3 separate regions of the Mus musculus genome follow, and regions 1 and 2 are each linked to region 3. A link is a loop called in an ENCODE intact Hi-C map of the cell type or tissue named here. Cell type or tissue: gastrocnemius. All regions are shown on one strand.

Evidence for each region. Hi-C counts contacts between places; a loop is a spot of excess contacts. Peaks named below come from ENCODE experiments on the same cell type or tissue, not always from the same donor. Only the 100,000 strongest peaks of a DNase experiment are listed, where the experiment ranks them.
Region 1: a loop joins it to region 3, with 8 times the contacts of the local background. A loop is called at or near these places in 28 of 42 quality-filtered maps.
Region 2: a loop joins it to region 3, with 13 times the contacts of the local background. A loop is called at or near these places in 41 of 42 quality-filtered maps.

Annotation. Positions count from the first base shown.
Region 1 is chr2:110,562,060-110,570,059 of GRCm38, forward strand. No RefSeq gene overlaps it. Among named protein-coding and RNA genes, the nearest start is that of Slc5a12, 31 kb to the right of the region's middle. In gastrocnemius, a CTCF peak has its summit at 3,154 (motif pointing left); a DNase peak (open chromatin) is centred at 3,140.
Region 2 is chr2:110,200,478-110,208,477 of GRCm38, forward strand. No RefSeq gene overlaps it. Among named protein-coding and RNA genes, the nearest start is that of Gm22997, 14 kb to the right of the region's middle. In gastrocnemius, a CTCF peak has its summit at 4,710 (motif pointing left); a DNase peak (open chromatin) is centred at 4,693.
Region 3 is chr2:109,899,781-109,907,780 of GRCm38, forward strand. Lin7c (lin-7 homolog C (C. elegans)) reads left to right here. Exons shown (of 5, transcript NM_011699.3): 5 at 1-1,157. It overlaps Platr8 (pluripotency associated transcript 8), which reads right to left. Exons shown (of 5, transcript NR_033473.1): 4 at 6,784-6,878; 5 at 2,616-3,481. Among named protein-coding and RNA genes, the nearest start is that of Platr8, 9.5 kb to the right of the region's middle. In gastrocnemius, no CTCF peak of the experiment used is centred here; a DNase peak (open chromatin) is centred at 4,610.

The sequences.
Region 1 (8,000 bases), 660 kb after region 3:
GAGAGAGAGAGAGAGAGAGAGAGAGAGAGAGAGAGAGAGAGAGATGAAACCAAGAGGGTCACAATAAAAGGAAAAGACAGGATTTTAAGTGGTGAGAGGGGTAAAAAGAAAAGCAGAAACCTAGCCTTGTTGGAGAAAAGGGGACCAGGAAGAGAGGAGAATGGGGAATAGGAAGGAATCAAACCAGAAGAAAGTACGCATGAAAATGCCATCATGTTTTGTATGTCAACAAAATTTAATTTAAAAAAGATAAAGCAGTGCTTCCATTTCTTAAGCAGTTTTAAATTGTTTTCTCCCTGTTATTAAAACTTGAGTTTCCACATCAGGATTTCACATGAGTACAGCTGAAATTCCAGAACAGAGGAATCTCTGTGTGTAGCTAACTTCACCTTCACTTCATTATGAGAAGTACGGTTACTATTAAGCCTTTAAGCAATATTCTCAATGGTTCCAAAACTTTATTATCATCTTTGAAATCTCCAAGGAGCCTGAGATCTAATACTTGGGGGACCAGTTAGAGTGGGACAGAGGTAATTCACTCACTTTTATTTTTGGACCGTGTTTATAGGGAATTTAATATTTCTCCAGTTTTGCTTTATCATCCCATTGTGATGCAGAAGAGGGTTTTCATTTTAAATTCTTCTGTGTTTAAAAATTCCCAATGCCTTTCATTTTAATGTCTCAATACCCCATGAAGCCTCATGCTGACATCTGTAGCTGTTTGAAGTTAAAGCGGTCTAAATGCAAGGCTCACAAAATGCTTGTCTTGATGGAGCATTAAAGCACATATTACAGGGGACTCACATGGCATCAAATGAAACATAAGACTGTAAGGCTTTCTGATGCCTCTGGAGAAAGTGTCAGTGGAGATCACAGGCATGGCTTCTATCAACAGTCAGTCACTACTCGGGAGAAATCATCTTTTCCCTTGTGTTCATGAGCCACCCATATTCAGATAGCTGGCATGTTGTCATTTTATCCATTTATTTTATTTATCAAAGAACAATATATGTGTTATCCTAGCACTTGGGAAGCTGAGGCTGGGGACTACTGAGTTCAAAGTCATGCTGGGCTATAACACAAGCACATGTGTATGTCTCTCTCTCTCTCTCTCTCTCTCTCTCTCTCTCTCTCTCTCTCTCTCTCCACACACACACACACACACACACACATATCTTACTACAAAATTATCTTACTATAAATATCTTGACATTAAACACTATCCAGTAAAAACTCAAATTATTCTTTAACCATACTCTTAAATCGCTAATCTTACAGCAGTTCTATTTCAATATATACTCTGACACATCACTGTCTGAATATACTAAATACGAAAACCATGTATTCGGGTGTTATATTTTATACCCTTGCATCTGACCACATTTCACCGGCATCATTCTGTATGATTTCTTCTCAAGCTCACAGAGGGAACCAGAAGTAGAAATAAGATTTTGCTTTTGTTAACATTCTTGTAGTCTCAGTCTTCTGGCTAATTCTACATAAAAGATACACAGTTTTCTTTGTAATGGAGATGAGAGGATCACTCCAATACTGGTATTTGTTCCTCTTCCTCCTTTATAGAACCAATGGTGAGAATGGAAAAGATTAGCTGTAGAGCAGATACAGGGTGATGATCTGAAAGTTGTTAACACAAAAGGAAAGGACTCCTGAGCCTGATGGTGAAGACCAGTTCGGTCTCTTCTGTCCCCGTTCTGCCTTCATCCAGCATCCTTTACCCAGCTCCTCCTTTGTCTCTTGTCTTCCATCCTCTGTGAATTTCATTCCCTATCCTTTTCTTTCCCACCTCCCTCTTTAAGTGTTCATTCGACTATAGCATTTTAAGAACCATGCTTGTTTGGGTACTTGATAAAACTGGTGTGGCACAAGGACACAACTGAGCACTGTAAAACTGTTTACATTTGTGTCAGATATTTTTATATAGAAAATGTATATAATACACTGTTAAGTTGTTTAATTACAGAAAAATCTATATGTGGGACAATTCCCATTTCACAAAGTAATTCTCCTGATTTGTGGCATTTTGTAAAGCAGAAAGCTGTCTTCGGTGTGGGCGAGCTTATTGTGCTGCTTTGTGCTGCTCCTTTGATTTGCTATGGTTTAAAATCTGTCCTCATTTAGTACACATTACACCTAAGATTCCGTGCTTTAAAAAAAATTAAAAAACGCCTACCAGCTGCATCTATTAAATGCAGTTATTTTGTCTTTGCCATCTTCTTAGTAAAATAAATAATGTAAAGTATACAGTAAAATCATTAGAATTATGCTAAATGAGAAAATTGAATTGAGATTTAAAACAACTCAAGGCTAAGGTAAGATTCCAATTCCTTAAAACCACAAAGGAAGCAAACACACACCGGAAGGGAAGGTTTTTGGTGAAAAGCAACAGGACTCCAAGTTGAAGTGACAGCTGTGATCAGAAGACAGCTTGTTCAGCTTCCCTTCTTGACTGAAAACTTAGTCTCATTGTAGGCTGAGATCTCCCAGGCTCAATCAGCCCAGACAGACTTATAGGCTCTGTAAATCAGTTGTGCTTTTAGCTCTTTTCAGAAAAAAGAAAGAAAGAAAGAAACAATACACACACACACACACACACAATACACACACACAATACACACACACTATACACTATATACATAGACACATATGCACATGTACACACATGCACACATACTACAATATGACTCATAGACACAAGACATAGACAAATATAGAGCTTACACTTACCACAAACGTACATATACACACATCTCTCTCTTTGTCTCCCCCCCTCTCTCTCACACACACACACATGTACACATACCACATAAATAAATACTCACCACAGACTCTTCACTCACACATACATCATAGACACATACACATATAACCATCACACGTATATCACACCATATACTAACACACACACACACATACACACACAACACACCACATACACAGAGAGAACACAAACACATGAAAATTGATTTAAATAAAAGCAAACAAACTTAAGGGGAAGTAAATTACTTCTCTCACATCTGTGGTCTTTGAATTTCTACTTTGTTCAGTTCTCCCCATCTTTAAAAACAAGACTCAGCTGAGTCCAGGGATACTATCCCGAAATTAAACATGAACAGACTGCCCCCTTGTGGTCATTTAGCTCGTGCTTCAACTGTCAGCTTAATTTTCCTCATAAATTGCAACTGGTCACATGACATTTGTTTCTGACTTCAAGAGTTAAGAGTACAAATCCTGTTGATGTATTAGAGCAGACTGGAGTCTTGCAAGCGGTTTTATGTCTTTCTTAGAAGAAAGGATCATTGTATTAGTGTGGTTCATTTCTGTCAGCTTTGCCACTAACTTTTCTGAAAGACTTACTGTCTTGAGACTGTGCAGGTCCTTACTGTACACATTTGCTGCATTCAGAGGACATTCCCCAAGTGAGAGAAAGCCTGACCACATACAGACTAGGTATTAATTAAGCTAGTAGAAAAGATATTATAAAGATGTCTTAGAGTTAAAAAAAAATGTCTGGAACACAAGTATTCCTCTATTCATTTGTTTTTTCCAGCATGTGAGAAAAACACGATGACCTGAAGGTTTCTGGGCATCACTTTTCAGTGAGGGGTGGTCCCTTAATAAAACAACCAGTAATTGGATTACTAAAAATGTAAAATTCTCAAAAATGCTTCTGATCTATCCTAATATGGGTCCCAGTGACATAGAAAGCATTATACTCACCAACTGTCACCAGTACCTTCAAGTTTCATGTTCCAGAAACAACTACAGTCTCAGCACAGATCCTAAGAACCCAGCTGTTCTGTGCAGCTGACCACCAACCCTCCTGCCCTTTTGATTTGAATGCATGGAATTGTGCTTTCTTTTGGCAATCACACACATAAGTCAGACTTTCTAAAATAGTCTGGTCGTTTGTCTTTTCAGTTATGTTTATCCTCTTGTTCTTGTTAATTCATTCCTTATCAAGCAAGCAAAAAGTAGTCAAAAATTCCTCATCCCTAAAAACTTAGGGAAAATAAGAAAGGAAAAAGAAAAGTAATAAAGTTGTGTTTTGTTCGCTTCTCTACTTCTTTCAAACTTTCGCTCTACAGAGCCATTCTTCCTTTCTGTCTTTCTTTGGCTTTGATAATGTGACTCTGATACAAGAACTCAATGGGAAACATAAAAAAAAAATGATACTATACCAAGAGCATGCCATTACTTGAAACTATAAGAGTGGAAAAGCATTCCAAAGAATGAGTCTATTTGAAAATAGAACAAAACCAAGGGTTAAAGATCAAGAATTGTCCAAACATTAGAGGTGAGCAGAGAGATCAATGTCAGTAGAAGTACTTCAGACAACACTCTAAGCCAGTGTGTCACTTTGTTTTCAGGATCTTCTAGAGAACAACAGAAAGAAGGCTGAAAATAAAATCAGATGTAAACAACAGAGAGAGAGAGAGAGAGAGAGAGAGAGAGAGAGAGAGAGAGAGAGAGAGGGAGGGAGAGAGGGGGAGAGAGAGAGAGAGAGAGAGAGAGAGAGAGAGAGAGAGAGAGAGAGAGAGAGAGAGAGAGAAGGAGAGAGAGAAGAGAGTGGGTGTTAAAGGAGAGGACTATGGGGAATCATGGAGAAGTAGAAACAATAGCAGAAGTGGTATTAATATCAACAACAATAAAGGGATGATTATTCTCATTAACCTCCAATTTTTATCCTTGATAAACTAAAAGGTAAATTATTTATTAGTATGTATGTAGCACATTTCACAGCACAGTCAAGGCTCAGAAATGTGCTGTAGGTATATAAGATGAATGGCGGGTTGTGTACTCATTGTACACAGGGACCTTTGAACTAGCTGATTTGCTTCTGTGTTCTTCTCATGGTAGCTTGCTATTTCTTTGTTGCCCAAGTGATTATAATTTGTCCCTAGTGGCATTCAAAAGTTTTACAATAATGGAAATCTGCAACTAATGGATGTGAGAAGGTGGCGGGGGGTAGTGTGTGTGGGGGGGCATCTCCAGGATGAGACAGAGAGCTGGGATAAGGGAGGCACCCAAGAATCAATGTGGGTGACTTTGACTGTAACTCACTACAATGAGGATATGGAACCTGAAGAGGTCACCCCTGTAGCCAGGCAGGAACCCCAGTGGAGTGATAGAGACACTAAGCCACCCAAAAAAATTTCAACCCAATTATTTGTCCCATCTACAAGAAATTCAGGCATGCGGGATGGAGTGAGACTGAGGGACTGGCCAACCAATAACAGGCACAATCTGAGACCCCTCCCATGGGCAAGCACCAATCCCTAACACTATTAATGATACTCTTTTATGCTAACAGTCGGTATCAATTTGTCCTCTGAGAGGACAGCAACTGTCTCTCAGAGCTGACTCAGACAAGTATAGACACCCACAGCCAAAGAGTGGATGGAGCTTGGGGACTCTATAGAATAGAGGGAAGGATTGAGGCTCCAAATGGGATAGAACAAGAGAGTCAACTAACCTGGAGCCTTGGGTCTTTCAGATCTTAACCAATTACCAAAGAACGTATAAGGACTGGACCAAGGTTTCCTTGCTCATATGTAGCAGATGTGCAGCTTTGTTTTCATGTGGATGCCAAACAATTGGAGCAGGGGCCATCCCAAAAGCTGTTTCCTGTATGTGGGATATGTTCTCCTAGCAGGGCTGCCCTGTGTGTCTTCAATGGGAGAGGAAACACCTAGCATCATAAAGACTTGAAGTGCCAGGGTGCAGGGAGATACATGGGAGGGGTCACCTGCTCATAGGAGAAGGGGAGGGGGATGGAGTTGGGGAAAGAATTGTGGGAGGGGGTGACCAGGACGGGGGCAGTGAGCAGAATATAAAGTAAATAAGTAAAAGAAAATCAAAAAAGAACAAAAGAGATAGATCAGATGATGCATTTCCTTCCTTCTCATTGTGAATGTTGTAAAAATTCCATCTCCCTTGCATGGCTCTGTTTGCTGGCTGCACAGATGACAGACACTATCTCACCCTTTTCAACGACATTCCACTATAAAGCACTCAAATCAGCCATCTTGTCTCTCACCTCCATACTTCTGAACATACTTGCTTCTCTGGGCAGCCTTCCTTATTATTTATTCTCCACTTTTATCCAGTTGGCATTGACTTCTACATTTAAGTTATCATCTGGGTATGACTCTTTAGAGCAAGGTTATTCAAACCTCCATGGAAAGACTTAATTTCTTTTAGATCTGATCTCGACAGAACTTACTAGGTAACTCTTATTAACTATCTCTTTAGTAGATTTCTTTTTATTTATTTATTTTTTTTTGCTATTACAGTTTTTGTCTTGCTGCTTTTAAAAAATTTCTAGAATGCCTCTCCAGCAAGGCCAAATGCAATATTTTTCTGCAATACGTTATGTGTGTGTGTGTGTGTAGTCTAGGAGATGGTGAAGAATGATATATATAATAAAATGGCTTCTGAAATTGGGTTTCTTTTTCATATTTTCTGCCTTCTGAAATGTAAAATTCTGAGATCACATATGAATTGCTATCATCATTATTTTTTGTTAAGTAGAAAGGTAAGACTTATTATAAGCCTCTCAGTTTGTTATGTGAGTTCACTAAGAGAACACACGAATGAATCTTGATGACTTTATTCACTTAATTGTTATGATAACCTTCATTATTACATTTTATACTTTACAGTAAACTATAGTAGCAAGAGTTGCCAAAGGTCACACCTAATTAGCTATTTGGCTTAAGTTAGTAGAGTGGAGCGGAGGCGCCCGACACCCACAAGGGCCCGCACAGGATTCCACACGGGATCCTAAGACCTCTGGTGAGTGGAACACAGCCCCTGCCTCAATCCAATCACGCTGAACCTGAGACTGCGGTAAATAGGAAAGCGGACTACCTGGGCCTGACCTGGGGCACAAGCCCCTTCTGCTCCACTCGAGCCCCAGGGTACCTTGCCAGCCGAGTCACCCGACATCCGCAAGGGCCCACACAGGATTCCACATGGGATCCTAAGACATCTAGTGAGTGGAACACAACTCCTGCCAGGAGTCCAGTTCGAACACCAGATATCTGGGTACCTTCCCTGCAAGAAGAGAGCTTGCCTGCAGAGAATACTCTGCCCACTCAAACTAAGGAGAGAGCTACCCTCCCAGGTCTGCTTATAGAGGCTAACAGAGTCACCTGAAGAACAAGATCTTAACAGAGACAACTATAACAGCTAGCTTCAGAGATTACCAGATGTCAAAAGGCAAACATAAGAATCCTACTAACAGAAATCAAGACCACTCACCATCATCAGAACACAGCACTCCCACCCCACCTAGTCCTGGGCACCTCAACACAACCGAAAATCTAGACCCAGATTTAAAAACATTTCTCATGATGATGATAGAGGACATCAAGAAGGACTTTCATAAGTCACTTAAAGAATTACAGGAGAGCACTGCTAAAGAGTTACAGGCCCTTAAAGAAAAGCAGGAAAACACAACCAAACAGGTAGAAGTCCTTAAAGAAAAACAGGAAAACACATCCAAACAGGTGATGGAAATGAACGAAACCATACTATCACTAAAAAGGGAAGTAGACACAATAAAGAAAACCCAAAGCGAGGCAACGCTGGAGATAGAAACCCTAGGAAAGAGATCTGGAACCATAGATTCGAGCATCAGCAACAGAATACAAGAAATGGAAGAGAGAATCTCAGGTGCAGAAGATTCCATAGAGAACATCAACACAACAGACAAAGAAAATACAAAATGCAAAAGGATCCTAACTCAAAACATCCAGGAAATCCAGGACACAATGAGAAGACCAAACCTACGGATAATAGGAATTGATGAGAATGAAGATTTTCAACTTAAAGGGCCAGCTATTATCTTCAACAAAATAATAGAAGAAAACTTCCCAACCATAAAGAAAGAGATGCCCATGATCATACAAGAAGCCTACAGAACTCCAAATAGACTGGACCAGAAAAGAAATTCCTCCCGACACATAATAATCAGA
Region 2 (8,000 bases), 300 kb after region 3:
CTTATACTGTCTTATATATTGACCTGGAGTCTTTTAATCTCTTTTCTTAAATGTAAATAACAATAAAAATTGGGGTAATCTAATCCTTATATACAAGAATTTCTAATAGGCACAATTTCCACTGTCATAACTCATTCATTTAAAATGGGCCAGTCTTCACAGTCTACTTTTGTTAATAATCCATTTCTTGATCTTGCAGCATTAGTTAAATGGAGACTATAAAAACATAGCCGGGTGATTCTTGTTCCTTGGCTTCTGCTTAAGATAGTTGAAACTCTCAACTGTCACAACTTAAACATGCTGACAAATTCTCCTCGTGAGCCATCTCTCCTGTATTTTTTATCTCTCATACTGTTAAAAAAATGTCTGTTTCCCCCTATGTGCAGCTGGAAACTCCCCACTGCTTTTCCGTCTTGCTGTTTGTGAACAGTCTATGATATCTCCTTTGAGGATAAGCTGGCAAGGAACATCAGCTCATCCAATGCCCCTGGCTCTGCCCCAGTACTACGATCACACGGGGCTGAGTTCAGAATTGATGACCCTGCCCCAGATGATATTGTGGATGGAGGACTTAAATGGCCCAAGGTGACCCTTCATTTTAAATTCGGTGAAATATGGGAGATTCCAACCATTCACCCTCCACCCCAAACCATCCTTCTTAATGGAAGTGTCAGGGGCTTTCTGTTTGAAAATGCAGTCTGTGTGGATGGACCAACAGAGCATGCTCTGAGGGAGATGATGTTTACCATGGAGCAAAATGGAGGCTGCTGGAAAGTACCTGATGATTTAATGTCCAGGGGCCCAAAATCTAGATTAAAATCAAACTTAAAATAATACCTTTCTGTCCACAAAGAAGAACTTAGAGAATGGTCAAAGCATGACCACTGTGGAGGGGTGGGGTCTTGTCAACCAAGGCCCAACCTCAACTGCCAGAGCTGGAGAGGACAAGGATGTGACCGAGAAAAGGAGATTTATGTAAGTATTTAAGGAACCGAATTGGTAACGTCAAAGTGAAAAGTAGGCAAATACAAAGAAGGAAACTTACTTCAGAAACTTCCTTTCTTAGTTGCAATATCAACATAAGGATCTACAATTACAAAATATGTTCCAGAGGTTCACTTGTGTGAGGACACTCAAGGACTAGATAATTTAAATAACTTGTCTGTGACAAGGAAGTGCACATACAAACACACACATAAACATATATGGAGACTGTCTACACTAACTAGGACAATATACTGTGTACACAAGTGAAGGGGAATCTCCGTTTTCCACAGTTGGAGGAAGAGGCAGTTAATAGATACATAAGTAAATAGCACTTTTCATTTAAAAGGGCAATAACAATGACCCCCAAAATTTGCTATAATGAATGTTATGAAAACAGGATAGAGTCAATCTTAGTATTCTTTTCATTTTCACCAGTTACCTTGAACATTAATGGCTTGTTCTTAGCCAGCGCACAGTGCCAAGGCTCCGCCAGGCTTCCTGTTCCTAACGAACGTTACTAACTTTTTTGTTGTTGTTGTTAATTTTTACCTCCAGGGAATCAGCACTAGAAACTGTCTGAAGGAAGTAGAAACTCATACATTTTGTTTTGCTTGTTACTAAGAGTGTTCCAGTGTGTCTCTCCATCTGGAGTATTTCAGAGCACATACACAGTGGGCTATGAAGAGCATGCAGGCATGGGGCTGGGGTGGTGGCAGGACCAGAACATAGTTTGCTCATAGTCCCATAAAAGATCAGGGATCGTTTGACAAGGAAAAAGAAAGCTATTAAGGAGTTTAAGACCACAGAGTGACAGGATTGAATGTGGGGTTTTAAGATCACCCACGCTGGCTGCTTCATGTAATTAACACATTAGAAGGACCAGTGACAGGAGTGCAGCCTCTGATTGGGTCTCAGACTTTTTCCAGTTCACAGACATTGGACAGTAATACACATGGCTGGGAAGAGTTAAGAGCTAGAATAGCTTTACTTAAAGTACAAGGTAATTGGGTTTCTTTGCATCTCTGAAGTCAGTCTGGACAGGGAGGGCAATATATGTCAATAAATATACATAGCAAAGATGATCCTTCTCATAGAAGATGAGGTCTGTAAGAAACCATAGATGGTGTGAACATCCTTGCTAGTGCGGACTGGACTCCATTGCTGTTAGTAAACATCAGGACACTGCACCAACAACATAAACGTTCATTTGTACAATGCTTTTTCCAGTGGATGATCAGCACTGTACCAAATGCTAGAGACAAAGATTAGAATAGGGGAGGCAGAAGCCAGAATTCCCGACAGTGAGCTCTTAGAGTAAAAATTAATGACAAAGTGATCAGAAAAACAATTTCAGTGGTGATAAGAAGTGAGAAGGCAATAAAAGAGTGTTTGTCAAAAGGGCCTTCCTAGGGGTGTGGGTCTGTGGGCTGTTCCTGGTAATCAGGCACGTTTCTGGGAAGGTGACTTTTGTACTGAGATAAGAAGGAAACAATTGCACACAGGGGGAGGGAATGAACCTGCCTCACCAGGCTGCTACCCCAAAATGCAACAAGCTTGGAAAAGGACAGGGATGCTCTTGTGATCGAAGGGGCAGAGGAGAGTAGATGCATAGAAAAGCAGACAAGAGGAGAGCCATGACCGACTTGGCAGACAATTTCCTACGGTTCTTGGATTTTGTTCTAAGAGCAGCTTGAAAGCCTTTGAAGACTGAATGAAGGAGAGTTGAGCATGCCGAGGAGAACAGGGACGATAATAAGCTACAAAGCACAGAAGTTGACAGAGCAGTGGTCCCACTGCAAGAGGGAAACCGGGGTGGCTTAGGTGAGGAAGGCGCTCCCATAGAGTCTTAGAAGAAGGTAACATTTCAACGTGGAGTTGAAGCCGAGGTTTCAGGGGCCATCATTGCAATTCATGGCAGCAGAACCTGCGCTGTGCCTCACTGTTTCTCTAACAGGGATGGAGGAAAGTGTCCTGGGCAGGCTCATAAAGTCACTTCGTTTGGGGGGAAAAAAAACAAAAAAACAAAACAAAACAAAACAAAACACCTTTACTTGCTAACTACTGAGAGATGAGAGAACCACACCTATAAAGAAGGGGAGCCTAGGACACAAGGCTGGGTTTCTCTCCTCCCTTGTCATAAACAGTTCAACTCTAGCTTCAACTTGTACATTACCTTAGCTGAGGAACACTCTGTGTCATAGGCCCCAGGCAGCTTACATGGTAGGTCACTTGTCAACTGCCTCCTGAAGTGGCAGGGAGGTGTCACTTTCCATCATGCAATTGCCTTAACATTTTTTTTTTCTAGCAGAAACTGGGATTTTTAGAAACCTTTGAAACACAATTTTTAGTGAAGAATCACATTACAACCTGCATGATTCAATTTTTTATATAATTTTATATTTTCACGTTTCTTATGGTACCTCCAAATCAGTGGAAATGCAATGTCTGAAGATATGAAGATATAAGAATGCTTCAAAGAAAAACCAAAGAAATGAGGAGGGTGGGGGTCTTTTCACAGCTGGAGGAATTAGGACAGGAAACACAATTTGTCTATGTAAATCCTACTGCTATCCTTTATTTTATATATATATATATATATATATATATATATATATATATATATATATATATATTTTAAAAACGTGTGATGATTTCCCAAGAAGAAATAGAAAAGGAAAAGAAACCATGAAATACTTTTAAAAGAAGAATTTTTTCAAGGCATTCCAGTTGTCCTAGATTGTTCTGTGTTCCAATTGTCTGATGTGGGAGTCGTTGTGGCCTTCAGAACAGGAAACATATGGTTCTATGTTTCACAGGGCATTGACCTGCCGCAAGGTTATAGTGCTCTGAAAATTCTCCCCCTCCCCCTCTTCCCTATGCTAAGTGACCTTGACCAGGTTATTTCCCTTGGGTGGGATTTAGTTTTGCTAATGCAAAAGGAAAAAGAAATGATGCCTGAACCATATTCTGTGCTCACAGCAGACATGAGCAATCAATCATCCATGTACTCTCTATAAATTAGAAGATCTAAGCGTTTTGAACATAGACTTTGGCAATGGATTAAAGACAATGAGAGCCTACGTAAGTCTATCCCTAATGCTTAGTCTTTAAAGTCCCTTCAAATTTGTGCACCCTTTCTGACCTTTCCTGTCCATTTTACATTCAAAGCTACTTTAACTATTTTGTGGAAGCTCTCTAAAAGAATGTTTCAGTTGTACTGACCCACAAATTGTCATGCTTCAAAGTCAATGGACACTAGATTGTCAGTAAAAATGGGCTGAAAGACACTGTTTCTTTTACCTTTATGCAACCATATCTCAGATCTAGAATCCAGCAGCCCCAACTGTTCCGTACTAACTCCATTCAGCATGCTATACCCGTATATGCTAGGACTGGGCCTTATTTATTGCTTGAAGCTTGTGGAAAAACTAAGACAACCCAGAAAAGCCTTTTGTAGGAGTGAAGAAGAGGGAGGTGGGGCAGAGATGCAAGACAATGCTGCCCCAAGGTCTGAGCAAGGACAATGTTAGAAGAGGGGATTAAAGGCCGCAGAAACGGCACAAGTTGTTTCTGAAGGCTGCAGCTTCTCAGCGATTAACTTCGCCAAATGAACTAAGGGACTTTACTTATTCTGAGATTCCTAGTCTTTTTTTTTAAGGAGCAAGAACGCAGTAACACCAGTGAGGTATTTTGACAGGCGAGTACCACGCGCCCTCTAGTGGCGGCACACAAGTAACCAGGGCGATCCCTGAATTTATGCTTTTTCTTTTGCTTTGTTTGGTAGTCCGGGATTCCAGATACATCATTTTTCAAATGTTGAAACGCCACCCAGGAGTTTTATGTAGTGTTAATAGTTTATAAGGATCCCCAAACTGTAAAATAACTTGTCGAATTTTTTAAAAATTGTAACTACAAAGATGAGAGTTCATTGGGCTGATGCTGTGAGCTTTACCTTTACTTTCTCACTCTATTCCTTTCTGTAGCTTGTCTTTCTTATAAGAATATATTTTGGATATCTGGGTTATCAATAGACAACCTCTTGTAACTTGGTCTTTCACTCCTCATAATGCCACTCACAACTGGCTTTTAATATGCTGTTGCTTGTTTCTCAGTTGTGAAGGAATACCACACAGTAAAGTTCTGCAACTCAGTAGAAAGACGGTGATCTTACTTCTAAGGATTGAGTCAGTTATTCTCGGAACAGGTCTATGCAATGCTGCAGGTGTCTGTGCTCCTCTGCAGAGAACTGGAAACTGCATGTACTCACCAGGAGTTCAACCTGGCACCCCGTTAAATTGTCCTTTGGTGTTGGCTCTACTTCATAAGACATTGATTCCTATACACTTGGAGGCTGACCTTTTCTTTCTCATTTTAAGTAACTGTTTCTATAGGATGATGTTCCTTTAACTAACTTGGAAACTCAGAGTTGGCATGGGACTTTTAAGTACTTGCTCTAATATACCTAACACACAGTGGAACAAAATTAAATATATGTATTTAAAACTATCTTTTTATTATTGTTAGGTATTTTCTTCATTTACATTTCTAATGCTATCCCAAAAGTCCCCCATACCCCCCCCCCACTCCCCTACCCACCCACTCCCACCTCTTGGCCCTGACATTCCCCTGTACTGAGGCAGATAAAGTTTGCAAGACCAATGGGCCTCTCTTTCCAGTGATGGCCGACTAGGCCATCTTCTGCTACATATGCAGCTAGAGACACGAGCTCCAGGGGGTACTGGATAGTTCATATTGTTGTTCCACCTATAGGGTTGCAGACCCCTTTAGCTCCTTGGGTACTTTCTCTCCATTGAGGGCCCTGTGATTCATCCAATAGCTGACTGTGAGCATCCACTTCTGTGTTTGCTAGGCCCCGCATAGCCTCACAAGACACAGCTATATCAGGGTCCTTTCAGCAAAATCTTTCTAGTGTATGCAGTGGTGTCAGCGTTTGGAGGCTGATTATGGGATAATCCATCCCAAAAACATCTTTTTAAACAAAGAGTTCAGTATGGGTGCTCACGAAATGTGCCGCACCACTTCAGGCCGTTGAGAGAAACTATGGTAGCACACAGATTATTCAAATGCTCTACCTCTGGATTGTAGTGGTCCCCCTCTCCTCTCTTTCTCTGAGGTAGGATCTTGCTATGTAGACAAGGCTAGCCTACAGCTTACAGTGATATCTGTGTCTTTCTGCTTCTCAACCGGGATTATAGGTGTGAGCTACCATACCTGGCATTTTGGAATTTTGTTTTTTTTTTGGGGGGGGGTTCTTGGAGGCAGGGTCTCATGAGACCTACAGTCGCTTGGAGCTCACTATGTAGCTGAGGACGGCACTGGCCTCCAGATTCTCTGCTTTTGCCTCCGAAGTACTCAGATTACAGGCGTAGGATTCACACCGTTCCCCACCTTTAACTTATTTTGTAGATACATATGTGCATGTGTGTGCAGCATATTTATGTGTACATGGGTACATGTGTGTGCACTAGTTTATAGAAAACAGAGGACAACTTCAGGAGTTGTTTCTTAGGCGGGGTGGGAGGACATTTCTTAGGTGCTATCCTTTTGAGACAAGGTCTCTCAATGGCCTGCTACTTACAAAGTTGGAAGGACTGGTTGGCCTGCAAGTCCTAGGATGCAGCCTGTCTCTGCTTCCTTAGCACTAAGGTTGCAACTATGTATCACCATGCTTAGCTGTAACTAGGAATCACCATGCTTAGCTGCAACTATGTATCACCGTGCTTAGCTGTAATTATGTATCACCATGCTTAGCTGTAACTATGTATTACATGCTTAGCTGTCCCTCCTCCCCGTTTCATGGTTTCTGGAGGTCAAACTCCAGGTTCTCATGTGTGCTCAAAACGAATAGTTTAATAGTAAGTGGTCTGCCTCTCACCCTCCCATTTAATGTTGAGATAGGGTTTCAAAAGTTATTCAGCCTGGTCTTGAATTTCCTCTGTAACCTAGATAGAATTTCACTAAGTTGTCCAGCTTGGCCTTGAACTTTTCTGTAACCTGTGGAGGCCTTGAATTTATGAATCTTCTGCTTCTGCCTCCTGAACATCTGGGAGTACAAGCCTATACCACCAGACTCAGGTGTGTGTGTGTGTGTGTGTGTGTGTGTGTGTGTGTGTGTGTCCTCCTATGAATGGAAATAGCAAAACCTTGAAAACTTTGTGCCTTCATGGCCAACAGGCCGGAGTACTGAGAGAGCCAGGCCCTTCTTCCCTATCACTCTGTAGATGAGGAAAGTCAGGGTTAGAGGGGAAGCAACGGCCAGTTACACAGCTTGTTGATGATTTTTTTTTCTTTTTCTAGAGTGCAAAACTCTAAGGGCCAAACCCATTTCCTACTTTCCATTTTGAGTCTTTCCAAGATCAGAATCGGCTATGAGGTAGGACTTGTTAGAACACAGGACAACCTCTGCTCTTTTTGGCATTTCCATGGGATCAGGTCTCTGCTTCTGCACCCTTTGATCATGTTTATTTGGCATTTTACAAATCAAGAAATACATAGGATTTTAGAGGATGTGGTTATGATTTTAGTTCGCCTTCTCAGAGACACTCTATGTGAGACGTGACTTGCTGGAAATTTGGGACCGATGTGTTCAAATCCTTGGATACTGGCAACCAGAGGAGCTTTAAACTTGATTAAGTTCTACGGAGTTAGCAAAGACAATGGTTATCAAAGGCTATGGTTATCCTTGTGAATGGTGAATGTCTTATAGTCCACCAGTCAACCTTCCCTACATTTCTAGGTTGTAGCTTGTATTGCCTCTAGTCAAGACAGTGCCTTAATGTTGTGATCTTGAAAGCATAACTTGTAGCCATTCTGTGTCTTAGAGGCTTGTTCAGGCTGAGCAACATACCCAGAATTTATTCCTTAATAAAGAATGATAGGATACTATAAACCTGGCTGCCCTGCTTGTATAGGCAAGTGAAGAAATGCTGGGTACATTGGTGTCTTCTTAAGTGAATTATGCAGAGTGCTCTTGGTTAGGGAGCCAATAGCAA
Region 3 (8,000 bases):
TTGTCTGTAGAGGCTCGTCTGCACACCCAGGCTTCAGGGGTACCAGCTCATGGACTTTCTGGTTATGCTGGACTCTGTTTGCAAGTACTTTTAGTCTGATGTGATTCTATTTCTCAGTACCTCTTTATGGACTTAAGAGGTATTTGGCATTCCTTATTAACAAAATAATTACAATCTACTTTTTTTTTAAGCTCTGGCTGTCCTGGAACACTCTGTAAACCATGCTAGCTTCCTTTTGTTTTCCCATTTTTGTTTTCCAAAATAAAACCTACTAGTAATTCAATTGTAAAATCTTAGTGTTTTCTCCTTCTGTCCCCTTTACCTTTAAAAAAACCTATAAAGGTTCTTATTTGAAGAGCATGTTTAAGTGTTGCCGATGTGAGCGCACTGTGAGGGTGAGTCTGGCTTGTTAGATGGGGCTCCTTTGCCTTTACTGTACTGCTATACTACATGGATGTAGTCCTGTTCTTTAGGGTCTCGCTTTTTAAGATCATCTTCCTGTTGTAAAAGTTTAAGGCATTTTGCTCAAGTACTTTGTTTACAGTTAAAATGAATAGAATTTAATAGAAAATACGGTTATGGCTTACCTGGAAAGCGTCAGCATGACTTGGCATAGACGTAAAAGAGTACATGTGATTATACTGTGGAATGATACTGATAAGGACTCTCGTAATTGTACCTCCTGAATAAGTCTGTGCATTTTCTAACTTACAGTTCATTGTCTGTTCTAGCAACAATCTCATTTTGTAGTTTTTATTCTCCAAAACTTATGAGTAATGTTTCCTCAAAGGTTGTTGAAATAATAATAGTTACATAATGGGGGAAAGTCATTTGATTATTAATTTTCAAGAAGTTTTAAACTAATTTGTAACTGGACATGGTTTTTAAAAATATTGGCAAAGATTTGATACACTTGTACTCTTTAGTTTGAGAAAATTATTTGGAATGTGAAACAGTGCTTTTTCAAATAGATGAATCATTTAGCAATTAAATTCTGATTCTAAGGCTTATTTAAAATGTATTTGTATGAGTCGTGCTTGTCCTTTGCATTTGACAAAATTGATACAATTACAAATCGATGTATTTCTGAACGCCGTGTGTAAAACAACCTTTACATAGAGTAAAAACCAAAATCCGTGGTGGTTCCTGACATGAAACTTCAGATGTCTGTATTTTGTTTGCCTTTCGTAAAATATAAGTAAAGAAAACTTTCTCTTCTGTTATTTCAGGGGTAATGTGGTTGATGGATGGCAGAGACTGATGCCCAGCTACCCTCTTTAAATCGTCTTTGTCGTACTTACCGTGAACCTTAGGCAGGTGCTTTTTCTGTGTCCTGGTAGAGTGCTCTAGAGAGCTTCGGTCCATCTGGCACCTGAAGTCAGTGTGCCTGAGCTGTCGTCTAAAGCTTTTGAGGCTGCCTGCAAGTACTGGCTGTGTAGTCCCCACATACTAAGAAGCTGTAGCTGGTAGTTGGTAGTTGGTGCGACAAGATACCTCACCAAGTGAAGACAGATGCTACCAGTTTCGTGACCTGAACTCAGGCCCCAGGGCTTAAAAGCAGAGAGCCTCTCTCTGAAGTTATACTGTGACCAATATGTGTAGATAAATACACATACAAAATGAAGCTTTTTTTTTTTTTAAGATTTATTTATTATTATATGTAAGTACACTGTAGCTGTCTTCAGACATTCCAGAAGAGGGAGTCAGATCTCATTACTGATGGTTGTGAGCCACCATGTGGTTGCTGGGATTTGAACTCTGAACTTTCGGAAGAGCAGTCGGTGCTCTTACCCACTGAGCCATCTCACCAGCCCCAAGATGAAGCTTTTAAAGTCAACTGCCATCTGCTAAATTAGTGGCACTTTTGAGGGGTGAGACCATACTCAGAATGAAATTTGTTGGAAAATCAGTTCAGTTGTAGTGCTAAGTGAGAAAGCAGCTTGTAAGGAGAGTGACTTAGCTCTAGCTTCGTAGACATGAATTTGCATGGGTGGTGAAGACATGGGGTACGGGTTGGCAAGGTGAGGTAGAGTGCCTGCCATACTTGAGGTCCTGGATTTGATCCCCAGAAACCAATTCCCCTAAAATTGTCCTGGAATAAAAAAATAGCCAGGCAGCCAGGATTCAACAAAAGCATCTATGAGATCTTTGAGAAAATTATTCTCAAAACATGAGCATTCTATTTCTAAAGCCAGAAATAACAATTGATATAGATAATAAGTTTTTTATATACACACACATGTACGTACATACATACAAACAAGAAACCTAGAGTTTAGATGTGACCTGACCTTTACCTTTGTGCTCTACTGTGTAATTAGGGTGTCTTCTATCCCTTCAAAAAGTTCTGGAATCCTAATCCCCGACCTTCCATGCTGTTTGTTCTGTCCAAAAGTAATCGAGTTAATGGGGAAATGCAAAGCAACTCAACTCCTCATCTGAGAGATTTGAACCCAGACAACAGCACAGAGGCGGGAATGTTGCAGAGGGTGGAAGTTTGCCAGTAGATCCACAGCAGAGGCAAGGATGACAGTGTGCACAGCCACCCTTCAGCGTGAAGAAACAGCGGCCGTCATCCTAACATTTGTTTATCTAACCAGCTCATACTAGTTTGTGCAGAACACTTTTATTAAAAAGAATTCACACTCTGGCATCACTACCAGAATCCATCACTGAACCAGAATTCAGTGTGGCTTCTTCCATGTGCAATAAAGATTCCAGTAGAGATCTTGTAAGAGGATGAGAGCCCTGACATTTGAGAGCTAGGGGCTTCCTGGTTCCTGTTTTCTGTGGCAGAGATAACCATAGTCACTTGGAGCAATGTAACAGCTTGTTCTCATGAGTGGCTGTCCAGGCTCATCCATTCCACAGAGCATAGCTTTCCATGTTTTAGTCTATTATCAGCATGGCCTAATCAGTTAAACAATTAGTTGGCATTGTCTTTAGTCTGAAAGAAGGCTCTACATCTTCAGCAACCCTTTCTCTAGTTGGGATGATGAGTTTGTCTTTGGCCAGAGGTTGTTGATTATGCAGGTCCCCTGAGATCCAACTGCCCGTTGAAAAGCATTGGTTCAGCCAGAATTATATTGCTGAAGTCTCCCTTATGCTGAGAGCAAAGCCTTGGGGGGTCTGAATAATCCAGGGGTACAGTCCCCTACTGCTACTACACACTCCACATTTTGGGCTAGGTTTTTTTGTTCTGAAGTAAGGCCTCATTTTATAGCCTAGGCTGACCTTTGGTTCATCGCTACGGATTACTGCACGGGCCACCATCAATGGCTGGTCTTCACAATTCTCTTAAAGCATAGGCCGGCCTATATATACTTTAAGCTTGAAAGAGAGGTGGCCTTCAAAATCAGCCAGGCTTCTGTGGAGATAAGGGACTGTTCTTCCCGACTTGCCAGTCAGATCCTCACTCGAGGGAGTGCTCCCAGCAGAAGGAACACTGAGGTCACCACGAAGGTAGGATTCAAATTAGTGGCTAGGTGAAGGAACACAGAAATGGTTTTGTTTTAATAAAATATAGAACATCTAGAGACAAATAGACACTTTCTGCAGAGTTAGTTGAACTTTGCACATACTATTCAAATATTCTAGCACTGAGCTGAGTCCCTAGTAAAATATAGTGTCAAGCCTTTGTTATAGACATAGATAGATATGGAACTTTAAAATACAATGATTATTTCATAATACAGAAGTTTCCTTTGAATCTGATGAAGATAAGGAGGCAGTAACACATTTTGTTTTTCTAGTTGGTTGGTTCTTGTTTGTGAAATTGAGATTTTATGATAGCCTGGGAGTTGTACCCACCCATATGTGTAATTTTGTATGCAATTGAAAGTATAGACATTTACTGGGAGGTGTGTTACTTTTATAAAAGAAGTCCTATCATTCGAACATTAGGGCTCCTCAGACCCTTGCAATTATATGTGTGTGTGTGTGTGTGTGTGTGTGTGTAAAATTTTGACCTGTTTTTTTAGTGAGCATGTATGCCGAGAGATTCATACATGCTATACCACCTGCTTCATTTCATCACTTTAAAATTCATGATGCCCATAGATGAAATAAGTAAGGAAACTGAGGTACAGAAAGATTAATTTGGGAGCTGGAGAGATGGCTCAGCAGTTAAGAGCACTGACTGCTCTTCCGAAGGTCCTGAGTTCAAATCCCAGCAACCACATGGTGGCTCACAACCATCTGTAAAGAGATCTGACGCCCTCTTCTGGGGTATCTGACGACAGCTACAGTGTACTTATTTATAATAAACAAATCTTTAAAAAAAAAAAAAGATTAATTCGATCCAAATCATGGCTGGTAGTCTTCTCTCAAGTTAAATATTAACGTTTGTAACGTCTGCAGCTGTACTTCCTACCAGTGTTGGTAGCCCTTACAAAAGCATTGTAGAAGAAAGTATTCAGGAAAAATTTTTTCCAAATCAAATTAAATCAGTGTAATGTGTACTACATTTGAATTTTCACCAACTTTGTCAATAGGGATTTACTCACCAACTTAGTTACAATTTAGGGATGGCGGTCTCTAATTTTACCACAAGGTGGCACCAAACACCGCCTTCTATAAATGGGGAGCTCGTTCTCCGACGTAGTCACAGTTTAGGGATGGTGGTCTCTGATGTTACCACAAGGTGGCACCAAAGCGCCATTGTTTCTAGTCTACAATTTAGTTCTTATTAATGAAGTTTGTCCTTAGAAATGTGCTTAAATTGAAAATTATATTTTTTAAAGACGAAAGGTTTTTCAAATGTAGACAAAGAACTCTTCCTAATAATAACCTAAAAGTCAGCAAACCTATAGGAAATTGCAATGGAGGTGAATATCTATAGCCTTAGTGGGGTTGTCTATAGTAACAGTTTTGTAACTGAACAATGCTAATTGCAAAAACATTATCTTTGGCTTTGAGTATCTTTATCCAAGTTCCATGAAGATGGAAAGAATAATTTAGAGGCTCACAGCAACTTCTTGTAAATAAGCCAAAGGCCATCTGGGTGGCTAGGATTAATTTGCTTTCATGACACTAAATTTGTCTAACATCTTTTATTTCCTATAAAAATCAGAGTTAAAAATTAAATCAGTTATAGAGGATAAAGAGCAGTTGACCTGGATATTAACTGGCTGTCCTGGTAATGAGGTATGCTGCTTTGAGTTATGTAGTTAACCTCTGGGGATGGTTTCTCACTGTGGTGAAAGGATTGTGTTTGATCTTTAGGTGAAGGTCTCTCTGTGGTGCCCCAGTCTTGAATTTGTGGACTAAGAAGAGATGCTTCTGTCTCAGCCTTCAGCTTAGTGGTTCAAACCCAAGTGCCCTACCACCAGAGTGTTCTGCTGGTGCCTGAAATGAGCAACTTTAAGCTATGACCTCTCTCTCACCTTCTATGTCTCATTTATTGTTTCTGAGCATCTTGAAAACGTTAGGGAGAAAGGGTTGAGACAACATGAGACAGAACATCCTAGTCATTGCTACTCAAAAGTGGGCTCTCCTACCTGTGCATGTGTGCCTTCGTTAACTCTAGAGTAAACACGGAGATGCTGTTAGGCCCCCAAGACTTAGGGAAGGGATTAAACTAGGTTAACCTTTATTAGGTTCCTTACACTTCAAGTTCCTAAATTCCATAAATAAAATTAGATTGCATGCAATTTGAGTGAATAGAGGGATTTCGCTTCACGCCTTAAATTCCAAGGCTGTCCAGAAAATGCAGCTCTTGACTCTGTGGGAATCCTAATAGGGACATCGGGTGGACTATTCCCACCCCATCGACTCCGTGGGAATCCTTCTAATAGGGACATTGGGTGGACTATTCCCCACCCCATCGGCTCTGTGGGAATCCTAATAGGGACATCGGGTGGACTATCCCCACCCCATCGACTCCGTGGGAATCCTTCTAATAGCGACATCGGGTGGACTATTCCCACCCCATCGGCAGGTCAGCGTTGCCTTATGGACCGATCCCAGGACCAATACACGAAAGGCAGACCTGTTGCTGGGTGGGTTGGGGCTCCTGTGATGAAGGATGTCCTTGCTTAGCTTTTATAGGCCTGCATTGTACCCCAGGACTCTTCCCCCTCAGTTTCTCAGGCTTTTCCATTCCATCTCTTTCTTGCCTGAGACAGACCTACCACTACCTCGACACCCAGACTTGGCCTGCCTCAGTCCACTCCCTGCCCATTAATGTTTCCTTTAATCAATATTTCATATATGTAACCTTGTATTGGGGTTTGTGCCTAAAAAGACCCCTGCTTGCACCATTCTCTAGCAGGAGGCCATGATTTGGGGAAGAGCTTACAACAGGATCAGGAATTTTTAAACACTGACAATCCAGGGTCCATCTCTGACCTACTCGAATGAAAACAATAAAGTTCTCTGTGAAGTCTATGTTTAAAATCTCCCCAGGTGACTTCTGTGTGGACAGAACTATATCAATCAAAACTCTTCTGTCCTGAATAGAGTGGATCCTTAGGAGTAGACACTTAGCGGACCCTTCTAAAAGAAGGTCGAGCCAGAGAGGGGGCTCAGAAGGTAAAGGGGCCTCCTTGCCAATACCTTGATTGAAGTTTGATCCCAGAGACTCACAAGGTATACAAAGAGTCTGGTCAGCTGTCCTCAATCTTTCACTCCATACATAGCATGGCATGCTCATGTATGTATACACACACACACATCTATACATAATAAAAACTTTAAAGGATTCTAAAATTATTCGGTAAATAATAACACATTATTTTAAACTCAAAGGAGCGAACTAAGACAGCTGTTGTAATGTTTCCCTACCAGTTCAGCATCCCCTGTCTTCAGTTTCATAAGAATTTTAACTTTCTCTGTTGTTCTTCAAAGTGACTTTTATATGGTTTAATATTAAGCATGACCTGGGATGGGAAAGGCAGCAGGAAAGATAAATTGTATCGTGTTTGGCCAAACAGCAGGAATGGACAGATTCAGAGAAGCCGATAAAAAAAATGAAAAATAATAATAATTAAAAAAAGGAACACAGGCGTACTTTTTTACAAACAAACAACAAAGCATAAAAGGCTTAAAACTCTGAGGAACTGGGGATCACATGCTGAGCCATGGCTCGCAAGAAATCTATCCTGAACCATTCTAATATTCTATTGCATTGACTAAATCCTCCTAGTGTTTTGTTTGCTTTTGTTTTTGTTTGTTTGGTTTTTGTCTGTGGGGAAGGGTTTTTGGTTGGTTGGTTTCTTTTGGTTTGTTTTGGTTTTTTGATTTTTTTGTTTTTTCACTTTACCATTTTTCAAAGAGATCAGAGTACTATTTAGGGTTGGTAATGTGCTTTTCAAAGACGTCACCCTGGGCTGGAGAGTTGGCGCAGCATTTAAACACTCTTACTGTACTTGCAAAGGAAGGACCCATGTTCAGTTCCCAGCACCCTCATGGTGGCTACAACTATCTGTAATGGGATCCGATGCCCTCTTCTGGATCCCCTGCATTCTTCTGACCACCAAGGGAACCAAGCATGCAAAATACACATATACATAAAACAAATCTATTAAGGAAAATTTTAAACTGAAAGCATTGTATCCAGATGGATTTTTTTAAAGATTTATTTATTTATCTTATGCATATGAGTACATCACCATTGCTCCCTTCAGACACACCAGAAGAAGGTGTCAGACCTCATTACAGATGATCCGGAAGAACAGTCAGTGCTCTTAACCGCTGAGCCATCTCTCCAGCCCCATATCCAGATGTTTTATTTCAAAAGTTAAAGATGGGCTGGAGAGATAGCTCAGCGGTTTAGAGCTCTTCCAGAGGTCCTGAGTTCAAATCCCAGCAACCACCTCGTGGCTCAAAACTGTCTGTAATGGGATCCCATGTGATGCCCTCTTCTGGTGTGTCTATCTGAAGACAGCTACAGTGTGTGTGTGAGAGAGAGAGAGAGAATGGTTCTCGCCATCATTGTCATCCTCCTCCTCCTCATCATCATCATCATCGTGGTCCTTGTCACAGGGTTAAGAAACGAGACT